Linked DNA regions of Homo sapiens: region 1 is linked to region 2. The links are chromatin contacts, found by Hi-C or POLR2A ChIA-PET in ENCODE. All regions are on one chromosome and are shown on one strand. The core of a region is the stretch at or near the end of the contact, and the rest is flanking DNA. Distances in the headings are between cores, read along the strand shown. Region 1 overlaps PIP4K2A (phosphatidylinositol-5-phosphate 4-kinase type 2 alpha). Region 2 has its middle 18 kb from the start of C10orf67.

Region 1 (2,700 bases), core at 6-2,505, 680 kb before region 2:
TGACTCCCCTAGAAATGTACTGCCCCAGATTTTTTCTTGTCATTTCTTCTCAAATGTATCGTTCTCAGCATAAAAGTGTCTTGCTTTGGCCAATTCCTTTGGATTTCACTCTTTTAAAGATTCCCAGGTGCAAGTAACACTAAGAAAATTTGTATTCCTTTCTCCTATTAATCTGCCTGATGTCAACCTGACTTCTAGATCCAGCTGAAGAGCCCACTAAGAGCTAAAGGGAGGTTGGAGGGGACCTCTGTCTCCCCTACACTGTCAGCTAGGCCTTCTGAGCCACCTGGCTTCTCAAGACCTGGCTTCTCAGCCAGACACAGTGGCTCATGCCTGTAATCCCATCACCTTGAGAGGCCCAGGCAGGAGGACTGTTTAAGTTTCAGAGTTTGAGACCAGCCTTGGCAACACAGTGAGACCTTGTCTCTTCAAAAAATTTTAAAAATTAGCCAGGTGTGGTGGCATGCACCTGTGGTCCCACATACTCAAGAGGCTGAGGTAGGAGGATGCCTTGAGCCTGGGGGGTAGAGGCTGCATTGAGCCATGATGGCGCCACTGTACTCTAGCCTGTGTGACAGAGCAAGACCCTATTTCTAAAAAAAAATAAAATAAATAAAATTAAATTAAAATTAAAAAATAAAACGCAGGAAAAGAGGTGAAAACTCCTAATTTCAGCTACCAGCAATATTTTACTGTAGCAGAAACTGACTAACTTTCCCTGCAAGGGTTAGACAGTAAATAATTCTAGGCTCTGCGGGCCACACAGTCTCTGTCACAATGACTCACCTCTGCTGTTTGAGCAGCTACAAACTGGCAAACAAATGAGTGTGGCTCTGTTCCAATCAAACTTATCTACAGACACTGAAATTTGAATTTCATAGAATTTTCACATTATGAAATACTTTTTTAGAAAACCATTTTTTTTTTTGTACATACGTAAAAACTATCCTTAGTTCGTGGCCACACAAAAACAAGCAGCGGGCCAGATCTGGCCCACAAGCCATAGTCTGCCAACTCCTGTGCTATAGTTAATTCAAGATATAAAAATGCTCAAAGAGGAGTACTCTGTTGCATACCTTATCCACAAATCCACACACCATCCCTGTGTAGAGAGCACACAACCCTTAGCTACTGAATTTTTCACTGTCCTCAAACTGTTCTACTTAAGAGCCAAAGTTACTTTTCATTAAACTTTTCTCAGTATTTCAACTACTGTTTCTTTTTAACCTAGCAACTATCAGGCCTACTCATTTCCTCTGCCAGGAGGCAATGGTAGCCCTCAAACCTCAAGTATGCACACCTTGCCTTTATTTTCTAGAAAAGGCCAGCAATCTAAAAATTAGGAAACCACCCTGTTCTGATCATGCTATTCCTAATATAGTGTTTTATTTTACTGATAAAACAAAGCATTGCTGACTTACAAATTATTGGACAGTAACAGTGTCCATGAACCTAAAAAAAAAGTGCCATCAACTTGACACTTGAGAGTTTAGCTAACAAAGTACACAAAGAACAAACCACATGGTTGGTGCTCCGTGGTGGGGGTGGCAGAAGCAGGAACCCGCTGACAAGCACATCACAGGCCCTCCAAAACCTCAGAGTATCTGTTCTTCCATTAAACCTGCCTCACTTGTGAATTCCTCCAGACTGAGCCAGTCTGAACTTGGCTCCTAGACTCTCTACTCAGGGAGGGAGAACTAGAACCTGAGGTTAGTCAGGTTCACACACCACATTAACCCTTGCTGGGAACACTTGGTAATTGCAACAGGATCTGAAGAGACACAGATGGTCCAGTCATCTTTACATATGCATCATTTGCGTCTGAAAATCCTGGCACTACCCATGACCTTGGGAATGAACAATGTGCGGTCATCTACCATGTCACCTGCTGTCTTCTTTACAACAAGACTGATCTTTCAGATCCTTCTTTATTTTTGCGTAGCTGAGGCCATTTCTGAAGCCAAAAAGAAAAGAAAAAGAAAAACAACAACAACAACAACAACAACAAAAACAGCTGACACGACAGTACAGTATAAATAAAAATGAAGAAACTTTATGTTGGATCAAGCTGATAAATTACTGTTCAACCAGCAGCCTCTCTAGCAAGGGCAGCTATCTGAGCTGAAGACACCTGGACTGCTCTCTGACTCAACTCTTATGAGTTCTGCTCATACCACCGAGTCAAGGCTTTAACAGTATTTGCATTTGCCGTTTTTCACTGTGATCTTAAGTCACAGTTTTTCACAGTGATCCTAAGTCTTCCATGCTGTGGTACAGACCCCAAGTTTTCGCAACTCAGAGGTGGGCCAAGTGCAAGGGGACCTGAGTCAGAGCCAGGTTTGATCCTGACCGCAGAGCTGACAGTGTGGACTTAGCCGAGTCACTTACTCTGATCTGTTTGCTCATCTGTCAAATGTGAATAATGACTTGTCCCCAGCCTTCTCCTCAGTGCTGGGTACAGGTCAGGTGAGATGACAAAGGTGAAACTGCTTTGTCAACTGTCGAAAACAAGTTATTTTCTTCTTCCATTAACTTTCCCCCTCAAGCAGCAACTGCTTTCTTCTGTTCCCTTCTGCAGGGTTTGATAAAGAAGTCTGTTGAGCACGTGTTTATCATGGTTTTTAATCACAGCTTCATCTTTCCAGACTGCAGCGTCCCTCCTGACTGTAATTTCTTCTCATGGTTTGGTACCTCTTTCAG
Region 2 (2,700 bases), core at 133-2,632:
ACGTAAATCCCATTATTGAGAGGTGGGGCCTTTTAGAGATGATTGGGTCATAAAGGCTCTGGTCATAAAAATGGATTAATAGATTAGAGGGTTCATGAATTAATAGGTTATCAGAGGAGAGGCACTAGTGGCTTTATAAGAAGAAGAAGGGGGAATTGAGCAAGCACGCTCAGCCTCCTCATCATTTGATGTCCTGCATCTCCCTGGGGCTCTGCAGGAAGTCCCCCTGCCACAAGCATGAAGGTCCTCACCAGATGCAGTCCCTCAACCTTGAACTTCCCAGTCTTCACAACTGTAAGAAATAAATTAATAAATTCCTTTTCTTTATAAATTACCCAGTTTCAAGTATTCCGTTATAAGCAACAGACAAGGGACTAAGACATCCACATCTTTCAGAATGGGCCAGCCTTGGGGGAGGCTTCCTCCTCTGAACATCTTTTTATACTCTGTTCCATTCAGTTGGCATTTTATGTGCACTGTTCATCTGCCTTCCTAGTTCAACTGTTAAGTCCTCCAGAGAGGAGAACAATATTTTTCTTCTTTAATTTCCCTGTGTAGTGTCCCCTGTTCATAGTAATTGCCCTGGGGACATATAAAGGCCCTAAATGGGTTTCAGCTCTGTCTGACCAGTTCTGTTTTCACTAATTCAAGTATCTCACTCTCTGACCATGCTTTCTCAACCTCTAGTTTGTGGTTCATCTTCTCCTGCCCACTCCAGGGTCCCTGCCTTTTGATCCGCCAGATCCTCCAGTAAGGAGCAGGATAACTCCTCTGCTCCCTCCCAGGCCCTCTACCATATCCTTTCTTCACTTCCTCCATCATCAGCTTACATCATTTCAATATTAGCTGCCAATTTGGTAGCTCACTTGACTCTCCTCATGGTGTATGCAGCTGGCTAAACTATAACTTGCTTTCTCTGTTTACACCTGGGCATCTTGGTACAGCAAGGGAAGTCAAACCACAAGACCTATTGATTTTACCATAAATTGTGATCTCCAACCTCAGATGGCCCTAGTACCAGGCAAGGTCCCATCAGGAAACAGATGACACACTTAGAAAGGGTAACTGAGGAAGGCTTAAGAAAGGGAAGGCTGGGCATTGTGACTCATGCCTGTAATCCCAGGACTTTGAGAGGCTGAAGTGGGAAGGATCATTTGAGGCCAGGAGTTTGAGAACAGCCTGGGCAACATAGTGAGACCCAGTCTCTATTAAAAAAAAAAAAGAAAAAAGAAAGAAGAAAAGGAAGATTTACAAAGGTGTGGGTGGGGATAAGGAGACCCAGCAAGCTTCCACCTTTCATCCTGCAGGGGGAAGGGGGGACATTACCAGAACTTAGCAGCCTAGCAGGTAGCTGGGGCTACGGTCTTCAGTTCAGTAAAGGAATGCAGCAACTGACAAACAGGAAACTATTACCCCAACCTGTCTCTCTGCTCAGCCCAACTATTCTGCAGGCACCTCCGGATGACCAAACTCAAGAACCCAACAGAGCTGGGAGGGAGCTTGAATGAAGAAGTGCATAAAAAAATCAGCTCTTGAACCACAGCAGGATGGAGAAGAATGAAAACTTGGGTTGGAGACCAGAGAATATCCAGCACAGGCACTCAAGACTAGCCTGATTTATTCCCTAGCTCACTCTTAGAATTCTACTTTTTTAATATTTTTTTTATTTTTAGACAGGCTCTTGCTCTGTCGCTTAGGCTAGAGTACAATGTCGTGATCTCGGCTTACTGTAGCCTTGACATCCTGGGCTCAAACAATCGATCCTCCTGCCTCAGCTTCCTGAGTAGCTAGGACTATAGCCCACTATCACACCTGGTTAATTTTTTTTTTTTGGTAGTACAGATGGGATCTCACTATGTTACCCAGGCTTGTCTCAAACTCCTGGGCTTAAGCAATCCTCCTGTCTTGACCTCCCAAAGTGCTAGGATTATAGGTGTGAGCCACCACGCCCAGCCACAGCAATTTCAGACTCTCTTATACTTGCCTCTTTGATCTCACTCTGCAACCTTTCGCTGTCGTCCTATGATCTCACATCCTACCTCACAAAGAAAATGAAACCATTAGAGAAAAACCCCTTCAACTTCATATCCATAAAACCACTCATTCACTGTAAGAGTTAGAATTAAGTTTGGCTGTGAATAATAGACGCTCAAATAATCACGGTCTAAACAGGATGGAAGTTCATTTCTTTTTTAGGCAGCAATTGGCAATCCAAGGCTGGTGAGGTGGCTGTGCTCTACCAAGACCTCAAGACCCAGGTTCCTTGCGTCTTGCCAGTCCTCTGTGTTTTGTGGTCACCTCATTGCCTAAATGATTGCTCCAGTTCCAGCCATCATGTCTGTGTTACAGCCAAAGGGAGGGCGGAAGAGATGAAAAGTAGCCAAGAGAACAGCCGTCTTTCAGGGGGCTCCCAGAAGTAGCTACAAACCACTTCTACTTCATTTGTAGAACTTAGTCTCCTGGCTACCCCTACCTGCAAGGGGGTAAATGTCGTTGTTTATTCTGGTTGGCCATGTGATAAGTTAAAAATCAAGATCCTAGCCCATGGTGGTCCTAGCTACTCGGGAGCCTGAGGCGGGGGGATTGCTTGAGCCCAGGAGTTTGAGGCTGCACTGAGCTGTGCACCACTGCACTCCAGCCTGGACAACAGAGCAAGATCCTCTTTCATAAAACAACATAAAACAACAACAACAACAACAA

What was found. Hi-C counts contacts between places; a loop is a spot of excess contacts on that map. ChIA-PET counts read pairs that join two places held with the same protein, here RNA polymerase II (POLR2A). Pooled maps may share reads with other maps.
Region 1: a pooled map shows a loop between it and region 2 (7-fold over the local background). The contact joins two enhancer-like sites. A Hi-C loop is called at or near these places in 2 of 37 single-sample maps with no recorded cell type and 8 of 50 pooled maps. POLR2A ChIA-PET finds 5 or more read pairs at or near these places in 1 of 52 experiments (activated naive CD4-positive, alpha-beta T cell).

What each region holds. Positions count from the first base shown.
Region 1 is chr10:22,681,081-22,683,780 of GRCh38, forward strand. The region is part of intron 1 of PIP4K2A (phosphatidylinositol-5-phosphate 4-kinase type 2 alpha); the gene reads right to left. Among named protein-coding and RNA genes, the nearest start is that of PIP4K2A, 32 kb to the right of the region's middle. RefSeq lists enhancers at 1,284-1,403, 2,144-2,363. Within about 2 kb of position 1,256, at least 19 of the 41 ENCODE cell types and tissues checked have a DNase peak (open chromatin) inside an H3K27ac peak, as active enhancers do.
Region 2 is chr10:23,361,654-23,364,353 of GRCh38, forward strand. No RefSeq gene overlaps it. Among named protein-coding and RNA genes, the nearest start is that of C10orf67, 18 kb to the left of the region's middle. Within about 2 kb of position 1,383, at least 3 of the 41 ENCODE cell types and tissues checked have a DNase peak (open chromatin) inside an H3K27ac peak, as active enhancers do.